2 separate regions of the Homo sapiens genome follow, and region 2 is linked to region 1. A link is a contact called in ENCODE Hi-C or POLR2A ChIA-PET data. All regions are on one chromosome and are shown on one strand. The core of a region is the stretch at or near the end of the contact, and the rest is flanking DNA. Distances in the headings are between cores, read along the strand shown. Region 1 holds the start of RMC1 (regulator of MON1-CCZ1). Region 2 overlaps SLC35D4 (solute carrier family 35 member D4).

What was found. Hi-C counts contacts between places; a loop is a spot of excess contacts on that map. ChIA-PET counts read pairs that join two places held with the same protein, here RNA polymerase II (POLR2A). Pooled maps may share reads with other maps.
Region 2: a loop to region 1 is called in a map of CD8-positive, alpha-beta T cell, with 6 times the contacts of the local background. The contact joins the enhancer-like site here to the promoter of RMC1 in region 1. A Hi-C loop is called at or near these places in 2 of 168 maps with a recorded cell type or tissue (B cell and CD8-positive, alpha-beta T cell), 2 of 37 single-sample maps with no recorded cell type and 7 of 50 pooled maps. POLR2A ChIA-PET finds 5 or more read pairs at or near these places in 4 of 52 experiments (GM12878, Panc1, activated B cell and 1 more).

What each region holds. Positions count from the first base shown.
Region 1 is chr18:23,501,258-23,507,039 of GRCh38, forward strand. It overlaps RMC1 (regulator of MON1-CCZ1), which reads left to right and starts at 2,254. Exons shown (of 20, transcript NM_013326.5): 1 at 2,254-2,463; 2 at 3,114-3,190; 3 at 5,713-5,782. The coding sequence starts at 2,362. It also overlaps a transcript of NPC1 not described here. RefSeq lists a silencer at 1,966-2,615 and enhancers at 2,866-2,965, 4,211-4,714.
Region 2 is chr18:23,356,632-23,362,130 of GRCh38, forward strand. It overlaps SLC35D4 (solute carrier family 35 member D4), which reads right to left. Exons shown (of 15, transcript NM_032933.6): 12 at 1-32. Among named protein-coding and RNA genes, the nearest start is that of SLC35D4, 79 kb to the right of the region's middle. RefSeq lists an enhancer at 2,121-2,240. Within about 2 kb of position 2,365, at least 24 of the 41 ENCODE cell types and tissues checked have a DNase peak (open chromatin) inside an H3K27ac peak, as active enhancers do; they include GM12878, where a contact is called at or near this core.

The DNA of each region.
Region 1 (5,782 bases), core at 1,004-3,503:
TGGGTGAGGCTGAGTGTAGAAGTCTTACATTTCCAGTCTTGTCACTCCTCTGATGAGTTTCAGACCAATATATCCATCTGCCTAGATGTCATTTCTCCTTGGATTCACATGCTCCAAACCAAACTCCTGGGCTCAGACATCAAAGCCACTCAAAAATAGCTCTCTGAGAAATAGAACTACCATATGATCCAGTAATCCAACTTTTGGGTATAGACCCAAAAGAATTAAAAACAGAATATTGAACAGATATTTGCATAGCTTTATTCACAACAGCCAAAGGTGGGAACAACCCACATGCCCATCAACAGACGAATGGATAAACAAAATGTGCTATATACATAAAATGGAATCTTTTTCGGCCTTAATGAAGGAAGGAAATCCTGACACATGCTACATGGATGAACCTTGAGGATATTTTGCTAAGCAAAAGAAGCCAGACACTAATGGACAAATACTATAAAATCCACTTATATGAGATACTTAGAGTAGTCAAATTTAGGGACAGAATCAGATTTGCAAGATAAAAAGTTTCTGGAAACGTATTTCACAATAATGTGAATATGCCTGATACTACTGAACACCTCAAAAAGGGTTAACACGGGGCCGGGCGCGGTGGCTCATGCCTGTAATCTCATCACTGTGGGAGGCCAAGGTGGGCAGATCACCTGAGGTTAGGAGTTGGAGACCAGCCTGGCCAACATGGTGAAACCCGGTCTCTGCTAAAAATACACACAAAAAAATTAGCTGGGCATGGTGGCAGGTGCCTGTAATCCCAGCTACTTGGGAGGCTGATGCGGGAGAATCGCTTGAACCCGGGAGGTGGAGGTTGCAGTGAACCGAGACAGGGCCATTGCACTCCAGCCTGGGCAACAAGAACGAAATTCCGTCTCAAAATAAAATAAAATAAACAATAAAAATAAAGGGTTAACATGGGGGCTGAGCACGGTCAGCGAGAGAATCACTTGAGGCCAGGAGTCTGAGACCAGCCTGGGCAACAGAGAACGCTGTCTCTACAAAGCATAATAATAAAAAAATGAGCCAGGTGTGGTGGCATGCACCCGTGGTCCCAGCTACTTGTGAGGCTGAGATGGGAGGTTGAGACTGCAGTGAGCCGTGTTCGCATCACTGCTCTCCAGCCTGGGCACAGAGACACTCTGTCTCTGAAACAAACAAAAAAAGAGGGGCTAACATGGTAAATTTCATGTTTCTTATCAAGTAAAAAGGCTTGCTGACCCACAATCTATATTAGGTTTCCCTGTTACTAGCAAGGAGTGAAGGATGTGCTATCCCAAAATATGTCCAAAAATTGGTATATTATTTTGAGCTAAAAACACCGGAGAAATTGTAGTTTCAGAAAGGGCTAGATGACCTGTCGTTTCCTACAGGGAATAAGCAGTAAAGATTCCTCTGGGAGTGGCACCCTCTCTGTACCCGGGTCAGAAAATAGCCCTTATCACCAGAGACTGGGAGTTGGGGCTGCAATGGACCTGAATAAATGAACTTCCCAAGTAACACTTACCTTCCACTAATTTTACACCCTCCCCAATATTTCTCCTAGTGACTCTCTTAGAAATGTATCGCCCCAGCCAGATGCCTTTTGTGCTTTCTTCTCAAATGCATCATTCTTTGTCTAAAAAGTATAAAAGCATCTTGCTGTGGCCACTTCTTCAGACCTCACTCTCTTTTGAAGGTCCCCATGAAAAACTAATAAAGTGTGTATGCTTTTCTTTTGTTTATCTGCCTCTTGTCAATTCGGTTTCTGGCTCCAGCGGAAGAGCCCGCAGAAGCGCTGAGGGGACTGGAGACGGTCTCTGGCGCCCCTACACCTGCTCAGTGAGCCTTCAGCCCCTTCTCCCTGACGAAGCTCCCAGAGGCTGGAACTCTGGCGCGGGAGGCACTTGGGAAATCCTCCCGAAAGCAAGGAGGAGCCTTTCCTAGACCGGGAGCGGTCCCACGCGGGGGTACAGGTTGGGGCAGGGGCGACCGAGCCGGGCACAGGAACTCGCAGCAGGGTAGGGTTGGCGGCTACGCCGCCCTCGGTCCGCGGGGAACCACGCGGGCTTCCGGGTCACGCCGCCGCGTTCCGACCGCCCTCGGGGAGAGGGGAGGAGCCTCCAGCGCCGGGCGGGGCGTGGTTAAGGCCGGTGGGCCCCACCGCAGCCAGACGCTGCCCGTTTAAGCGCAGAGGGCCGCGGGTCACGTGGTGGGCGGGGTGGGGGCGTGGCACCAGGAAGCGGCGTCCGCGCCGGGCCCAGAGCCGCAGCCGCAGCCGCCGCTACAGTCCGGGCCGGGCTCCACCGCGCATCCTGCTCCACTCTGGCGACCGCCCCCGGGGCCCCCGCCGCGGGCGCGGCGCCCGCCATGGGCGAGGAGGACTACTATCTGGAGCTGTGCGAGCGGCCGGTGCAGTTCGAGAAGGCGAACCCTGTCAACTGCGTCTTCTTCGATGAGGCCAACAAGCAGGTCCGGCGCGCCCGCGCTTCCTCCCCCGCGCGGCCCTGCCGGGGTCGTGGGCGCGCCAAGGCCGGTCCCGCGCGACCAGGCCCGAGCGTCCCCTCCTGTCCTGTCCCGTCCCGTCCCAGCGCGGGAGGCGGCGCGCGCTCCTTCCTTGTTGGGTGGGCTCAGCCGCGGCCAGGTGTCCTCGCAGGTGACCTCGGGGCTGGACCCCCGAGCCAGCTGCGCGGATGCAGTGGCCCCGTGGCCAGTGTCTCAATTGTTGGCGCGCCCGTCTTATCTAGGCTTCTTTTGTTGTGTTTGTCATTAGTTACACTCGTAGTCAAGGGTTTAGACGTCGAGATTTTCATTTTCCTTGAAATTTTGTAAAGGGGGAAAAGACTGTACTTCAGGCGTATCAGCGGCGCCGATGCGCGAACCGGTGTTAGAACTTGGAGCCTCGGGAACCCGACCCGGTGTCACGGTGGCATCCTTTTCGCTCTCTGCTCTTGGTTTTTAAAATTCACCTGAGCAGCCAAACATCTGTACCTTGATATGTGCCGTGTTACTTTAGTTGAACCCAGGGTGGTGTATAACAGAAATAATCGCTTGCGGGTTGGCTTCTGAGTTTAGATCCTTTCAGAGTTCAGGCTGTTAACCTTGCTGCTTTTCCCTCTCAGGTTTTTGCTGTTCGATCTGGTGGAGCTACTGGCGTGGTAGTTAAAGGCCCAGATGATAGGAATCCCATCTCATTTAGGTAATGGTATAGACACTTTCAGATCATTTTGTCATGTAAACAGAATGATGTTTTTCTAATTCAAATGGTTTTTTATAATTTTGTCATTTGGTCTGCCCTAAGAGGCCTGAAGTCTGTGTGCGCACATGGAATTCCTGTCTGTAGGGAGGGTCTTCGTGGCACTTACTAGCACCTCTTGTCAGAGTGGAATATCTGGAGCAGTTGATTTGGGAGCCAAATACTTCAAAAGTGGGGCAGCCACTTCCTAGCACTGGAAATTAACAAGTCAGCGTGATGATGTGCCCATTTCTGGTTTGTTCACAGAGGAGGGCGTTCATTTCTTTAGCCCAGGTCTTTCCAGAGTGGCAGGTGGAGGAGATTCATTGTTTCTCATGTAATAATACAAGAAAATCATGGCTTCCACTATACTTAAGGTGACTGCATAGTCCCAGTTCGCACTGTTGAACAGGTTTAATGATCAACAGCAGGGCCTTTCACTTTCAGAAGTGTCTCGATTTGGATGATAAGCTATCTGGCCACTGTAACACTGGTGCTTACAGAAGGTGAAAGTATAATGTAGGCCCTCAATTCAGTAGTGACTTAAAAAATTTTACTGTTGGTCTGTGTTAATGAGAAACTGTCCTTTTTTGAGAGGGAGCCTCCCTCTGTTCCCCAGGGTGGAGTGCAGTGGTGCGATCTTGGCTGACTGCAACCTCCGCCTCCCAGGTTCAAGTGATTCTCCTGCTTCAGCTTCCCAAGTAGCTGGGATTAGAGGCGCCCACCACCACGCCCGGCTAATTTTTTTTGTATTTTTAGTAGAGATGGGGTTTCACCGTGTTGGCCAGGCTGGTTTCGAACTCCTGACCTCAAAACGATCCGCCCGCCTCAGACTCCCACAGTGCTAGGATTACAGGCATGAGCCGCTGCACCCGGCCTGAGCAAGGTTTTAAAGTATGGATGGGGTTCGAGCATGGTGTTTTGGGGAACTCTGGGTCTGTGTAACTGAAGGTTACATAGGGTGTCTCCACAGGGAAGGGGAAATGGTGGTGGTGTGGCCACTGGCAGGGGCCAGCTTGAACCTTACATATTCTCCTATGAAATTAGAGCTTTATCTTCTTATTGAAACTTATCAGGTGGGGTGTGGGATGATCATGTCAGTGTTTGGCAAGATCATGCTGTTCACAGCACGGAGGCTGGCTTAGTTGGGAGCCTGTCAGAGTTAGGGATGCTATGGAGAGTAGCAATCAGCGAGCCATGTGTGGTGAAGAGCAGCGCTCTGGTGGTGTAGAGTGGCATTGCATAGGCAATCAAGGGATACTTAGGAAGATGGGTCTCTCGTAAGACCCGGGGGTCGGTTGGGTGTGGAAAACGAGTGAGCCCGTGATAATCTAGATTGGGGGCTCTAAGAAGTTTGTGGGTGGGGGGAAGGTACTGAATTTAACTTAAAAAGAGTTTTTAGACTGGGCGCGGTGGCTCATGCCTGTAATCCCAGCACTTTGGGAGGCCGAGGCGGGTGGATCACTTGAGATCAGGAGTTCGAGACCAGCCTGGCCAGCATGGTGAAACCCTGTCTCTACTAAAAATACAAAAATTAGCCAGGTGTGGTGGCACGTGCCTGTAATCCCAGCTACTCGGAACGCTGAGGCAGGAGAATCACGTGAACCCGAGAGGCAGAGGTTGCAGTGAGCCGAGATCATGCCACTGCACTGTAGCCTGGGCAACAGAGCAAGACTCCGTCTCAAAAAAAAAAAAAAAAAGATTTTTAAAAGCAGCTTTATTGAGGCATAGTTGACACATAATAAACTGTACACACTTAATATTATGCAATATGTGAGTTTTGACATGTATACACCCATGAAACCATCACCACAATCAAGGCAATGAACATGTTCAGACCCCGAAAAGTTTCCTTGGGCCCTTCTGTAATCCATCCCTTGAGTTTTTTTTTTTTAAATGAATTTTTAATTTAAAAAATGTATGTATTGGAATAGAGACGGGGTCTCACTGTGTTGCTGAGGCTGGTCTCGAATTCCTGTGATCCTCCTGCTTCATCCTCTCACAGTGCTGGGATTACAGGTGTAGGCCGCTGTGCCCAGCTGAGTTCACTTTTTAACATCTGTCTGAGGCGGTCATGAGACACTGTAGTGGAGCCATCTGGGTTGCATAATGAATGTGCTGTGAGATGCACAAGTAGATAGTTCTTTCCAGAAGCTTTGCTGTGAGAGAGAAACAGCAGTTACGGAGAAGGCTCCTGAGCGGGTCTATAGTTATTTATGTTGGAACAATTCTCAGGTGATATGTGTGTGTGATCTGAATTCTTCAATCACTTGTTACCCATAATACTGTAAGTTTCCCAGCAAGTTCTTTCCAGTTGGATTTGGTAGTTTGAAAAGAGGTCCTACTGATGGCTTCCGAAACATAATTTTAATTTTAGACTAGAATTTGCTGCCTCCTGAATATAGATTGTGTCTTTTGCCTTTTCAATAAATGGTAGTAGCTAGAATTCGGTTATTTAACTACTAACACAATCTTTCTTCTTAAAGAATGGATGACAAAGGAGAAGTGAAGTGCATTAAGTTTTCCTTAGAAAATAAGATATTGGCTGTTCAGAGG
Region 2 (5,499 bases), core at 1,115-3,614, 140 kb before region 1:
GAATGGGAAGTCCAGGACGCTGAAGAGATCACCTGAGGGGAACAGCAATGGTGAAACAGTGACCCATGAGGCCTCACATGACCCTCTGCCCCATTGCCCCAGGAAATGCAAGGAAGGCGTCTTTAGCAGTCCTGTGCTTTCAGTCCCCTGGCATTGAATTCACTCCAGCATTCCCAGGGATTCTGTTACTGACATTGTCTTATCATGGTAATAACAGTATGATAATAATAATGCCCATTTAGTGAGAGCATGCCTTGTGCAGGGCCCAATACTAAAATCTTTATGTATTTATCTCTTTCAATCTTAGTAACAACTCTGTGAGGTTCTATTGTGCCCATTTAAACTAAGGCTCAGAGAAGTTAAGAAACATGGCTAAGATTGCACAACTCTTAAACAATGGAGCCAGAATGTTAACTCCAGTCAATCCAAACCTTAGGCTGTCTCCTCTCTACCAGGCAGCCAACCCTGCACAAGGGAGCATGCAGGATAAAAGAATCTTTTTCAAGACTCTTTTCTTCTTTTCTGCCTTATATCTAAAAAAAGGTCATGAATGTACTGCCCTGACATTTTTTTTTTCATTTTTATGTTTAATGACTGCAAGAACAGCACGGGGGCCAGACCAACTGTGCAAATTCATTTTAGTTTGAGGTCCAAAGGGTACATTTGTTTCTTGTGAAGTAAGTTCATTCTTTTAGTTCCACTTGGTGCAAGAGGAAATAATCACACATATTGGCTGCTTCCCTCTCTGGAATTTGAACTTGGTCACAAACAAGAAGTCAGGAGATTAAAAAAGCAGAAAGCCTTCCAAAAATGTCCGGAGAAAAGGAATTAAGCATTTCCACAGCAGATAGCTTGTCTTCCAAATCTGGAATTTCTGAACCCCTTGGAGAGCCTGGTCTTCCAGACCCCTGGGCCTTGGCCTGTCTCTCAGTTCTGGGGGCCTGGGGGAGAGGGCTGATTTTCCTAAGTATTGCTAGTATATTAAGTGTACAGTGGAACACACAGGCAGCATTTCCTTCACCACTACGCTATTAATCAAGGGTTTCAGATCAAAAGACATGATGGGCTCCTATGCTTTCTTGGAGACCCAAACGATCTCAAATGATTCAACTATCTATTGGTAAGGAAAGTTCTGAGTTCAATTTCTTTGGAGGGCTTTTTAAAATTATGACTGTTATTTTCTTTGTGTTGTTTCTGCGAGTGAGTGTGTGTTTAACTACAAGGAAGGGATTTCTTGGGATCTGGTTTTCATGAAGCCCAACAAGATTTCTTGTTCTCTTTCAGCCACGATTCCTCTGAATAGCTCTACTGTCAAACCGTGTTGGTAGAGGGAATTTGTAAATGACAACATCAGTTGTCATTTAGTGTGCGAAGAGCGTGGATATATTCTGAAGTCCCTTTCCCCATAGAAGTGATAGGCAAGGGTGCCCTGGGGACCCCAGACCTAGAGAGTGGCCAGAGCCCTCCATTCAGGCAAAGTGGAGGGAGAGTCTGTCCACGTCCATGGAGAATTCGTTCCGTCTCTTTGGCAGCTGTGTGCTCTTGGCCCTTTCCCAGTTTCCTTCTCAGTGTGAGAGGAACTGCAGCGCAGCCAATGTGATAATGAGGAACGGCGGAGAGGGAGACGAATGAAACTTAGGACCTTGAGTCCTCTCAGGCTTCACCCCTCTCAGCACCCAGTCTTTCATCAGAAATGCTCCAGCAGGGTGAACGGGACTCATGGCGCGTGGCAGCTTTTACAGCCCAGCCCAGGCTTTGGAGGGGGTCTAAAGAGCAGAAGTGTGGTCAGAGGAAGACTAGGAGGGAGGAAAAGAAAGAAAGAAAAAAAAACACAGTCCTCGGGAAATCATAACCCCCACCCAAATCCTGAAAACTGACCCCATAATGAGAGAGAGAAAATAAGAATAGCTAGCCCTTACCTTTGAGCCATTTCTAAAACCATCACACATTGGTTTCTCACACACCACTTAGCTGACTTCACACCTGTCCCTCCTCCTCCTAGAATTAGCGAGTCCTTGAGAGTGGGGATGCTATTTTCCTCACCCCTGCACCCACTGTGTGTCAGCACCATAACCAATATACCCAGCACACAGCAAGCACTACCAAACCAAGAGTATTGGAAAGACCTGATCATCTCTTGCCTTCCCTAGAGCTAATGTTCTAGTTTCCAGCTGGCTCTGTGGTCCTCAATTTCAAGCTGACCTCAAATATTCCCCTTCGATGCCTTCCACCTGGCTTCTCTTTTGCTAAAGTAGTACTCCTAAGCAGAGAGGGTGCACGGCAACCCAGGAACAGCAAATGTTAGTGACTGTGCTATAAATACCCCCGGAAGAGGTTGCAGCGTGTGGCTGGCTGGCCCCAGCCACATGCAAACTCGATCCAGGAGTCTGCTGCAAAACAACACTCCTGCACCATCTAGTGCTGAACTACACGGCTTAAGCACAAATCAAGTGGCTAAAGAGTTTGTAAACAAGGCTGGGCGCGGTGGCTGACGCCTGTAATCCCAGCACTTTGGGAGGCTGAGGTGGGTGAATCACGAGGTCAGGAGTTCAAGACCAGCCTGGCTAAGATGGTGAAACCCCATCTCTACTAAAAATACAAAAATTAGCTGGGCGTGGTGGCGGGTGCCTGTAATCCCAGCTACTCAGGAGGCTGAGGCAGAGAATTGCTTGAATCTGGGAGGCAGAGGTTGCAGTAAGCCGAGATTGTCCCACTGCACTCCAGCCTGGGCGACAGAGTGAGACTCCATCTCAAAAAAAAAAAAAAAAAGAGTTGTAAACATGTTTTGCTACAGCAACACGCGGCTTATGCAATGGAGTCCGAGTTAGGCCCTCACTGTTGTGTTCTGCAGTTACAATTCTGCTGACTCTGAGTGAGCGAGTGAATCCCATCTTTCTAAAGATTACAAAGCATGAAATTGCCATGGTGAAAAGTGTGACACAATATTACCACATTCGAGACTAACTGATATTTGAACGTGAAGAAAATTTCCTCTCATGTTCTCGCCCTCAAAACTGGCAGGAAAACAGGAGGTCGGTTCCAAGCAGTAATTAGTGCTGCTTGCTCTGTCTCACACATGAGCCACAGACACACCAGGTAACAAGGTTGTTTCTGGGTCAGATTCCTGAGTCTCCCTGCTCCTCTTGTTCCGTGAAATTCTCTAGAGCTCTCTTGAACACCACAGCTAAGGGGCCCCATACAAATAGGAAGTATAAACTCTTTAACAGGGGAAATTTCCTCTACTATACTTAAAAGAGTGCAAGGGGGAAAGGTGATCCTCTTCTCAAGGAAGGTTCTGAGATTCTCGGAGCAAACTCTGTGGTGGGGCCCATGCTGAGGGCATGAAGAACTGTCTGCCTGAGTCCCACCACCGCTGCCAGCGCACTCCAAAGGTGCACCTGCAAGAGAGCTCCTCCTTCCAATCACTCAGGAGTGAGTGAGGAGGGAAGCTCAGTCAAAAGCACTATCCAGAAGCCCTCACACACCCTCTAGAAGAGTTAAAATAGGACTGACAATGTTAAATGCTGGTAAGGATGTGGAGCAACTGGAACTCTCACATACTGCTGGGTGGGAGTGGAAAATGGTACAAACACTTTGGAAAACATCCTTTCTTAGAAAGTGAAACATACATCTACTCTAAGACCCAGTAATCCTATTCTGAAATGTTCATCCAAGAGACGTGAAAACATAAGTCACAAAAAGGCTGGTATGAGAATGTTCAGAGCAGCCTCAAGCTGGGAACAGCCCAGGTGAGCATCAACAGGTAAATGGATAAACAAACGTGGTATATGCATACAATGGAACCCTACCAGCAACAAAAAGGAACAAACTCATGATATACGCAACAACATGAATGAATCTCTAAACATTGTGCTTCATGAGCCAGACACAAAAAGTACTGATGATTCCATTTATAACAGCTTGAGAATAGACAGAACTTATCTATGGTAACAGATATCAGATCCATAGAGGTCTCATGGTGTGGAGAGGGAGTGACTAGGAAGCTTTCTGCAGTGACAGAAATGTTTTATATCTTGATGGGGTATAAGTTACGCAGGTGTGTAGATTTGCCAAAATTGATCGAGCTATACATTTAACATGTATATTTCATATATGTAAATTACATATCAATTTAAAAATGTTTTTAAAGTACTACCAAATAACTAAGATACAGGTAATAAAAGAAGGGGCTGGGTGCAGCAGCTCACGCCTGTAATCCTAGCACTTTGGGAGGCCAAGGCGGGTGGATCACTTGAGGTCAAGAGTTCAAGACCAGCCTGACCAACATGGTGGAACCCCGTCTCTACTAAAAATACAAAAATTAGCTGGGCGTGGTGGCGGGCACTTGTAATCCTAGCTACTTGGGAGGCTGACACAGGAGAATCACTTGAACCCAGGAGGCAGAGGTTGCAGTGAGCAGAGATTGTGCCACTGTACTACAGCCTGGGCAAGAGAGTTCGAGACTTTGTCTCAAAAAAAAAAAAAAAAAAAAAAGAAAAAGAAAAATAGAAAAAAAGAAGGGGTAAGAAGAAACCAAAAAGAATTGAGCCCTGCTGTAAAATGTCAGAAAGTATGAACAGATTCTTCCAAGACTATCCCTATGGAGACTGACTGTGACTGTGTCTTAACTGGAGCAGCAGGGAACCAGGAAGACAGCTCATCCAACACACACTCAGGCCCCACTGCAGACGTTCTAGATAGCAAGTGTAATAAGCAAGTGAAAAAGAATAAAGTTCTGTTCTACCTTGAAGTGGGCTAGACTTGGTCCAATCAGAAAGCTAATGAATGAATCGGCAGGAATTGGAGCCACCCTGTAAGAGTAGTCCTGCTCCCTTACAGCAAGGGAGCCCACAGCCACTTCAGCAGTGCCACGGCCCAGCAAAACCCTTCTTATAAGCCCGACTTTCTGTACCTGGCCTCTGCAATGACCCCACCTCAGCTAGCAGGAAACTTCAACAAATCGAAGTTGCAGAGAAGAGTCCTTCAAGAGCAGTGTCCCAGGACTCTCTCTGATGAATCCAACAGGCTCCACAATGCCCTGGGTTGCCCACTGCAGACCCATCCCCCATCCTGCAGGAGACGGAAGGGAAGGTGAACATTTGTGTCCACTCTTTTTCAAAAATTATGAAAATATAACTTGAAGGAAAATTAATCCATGCAAGTATCCCTTCCGGCATAATTAAGCTCCAAACAGGTTTTCAAATGAGAAAGATGTCCTTTTATTCCCCCAATACATTTTCTTATTGAGATATAATTTGCATACTATAAAATTCACCCTTTTAAAGTGTACACTTCAGTGGTTTTTAGTATATTCATAGAGTTGTGCAACCATCACCACTATCTAATTCCAGAATATTTTCATTACCTCAAAAAGAAACTGAAGCCTATTTCAAATTACTCCTCTGCCCAGGACATTCTACAATCATATACTTCTGACCACTTTGTATTCCCAGGGAGTAATTAAGTGTCCAAGGTATTTTTGTATTGACCTAAAAGTTT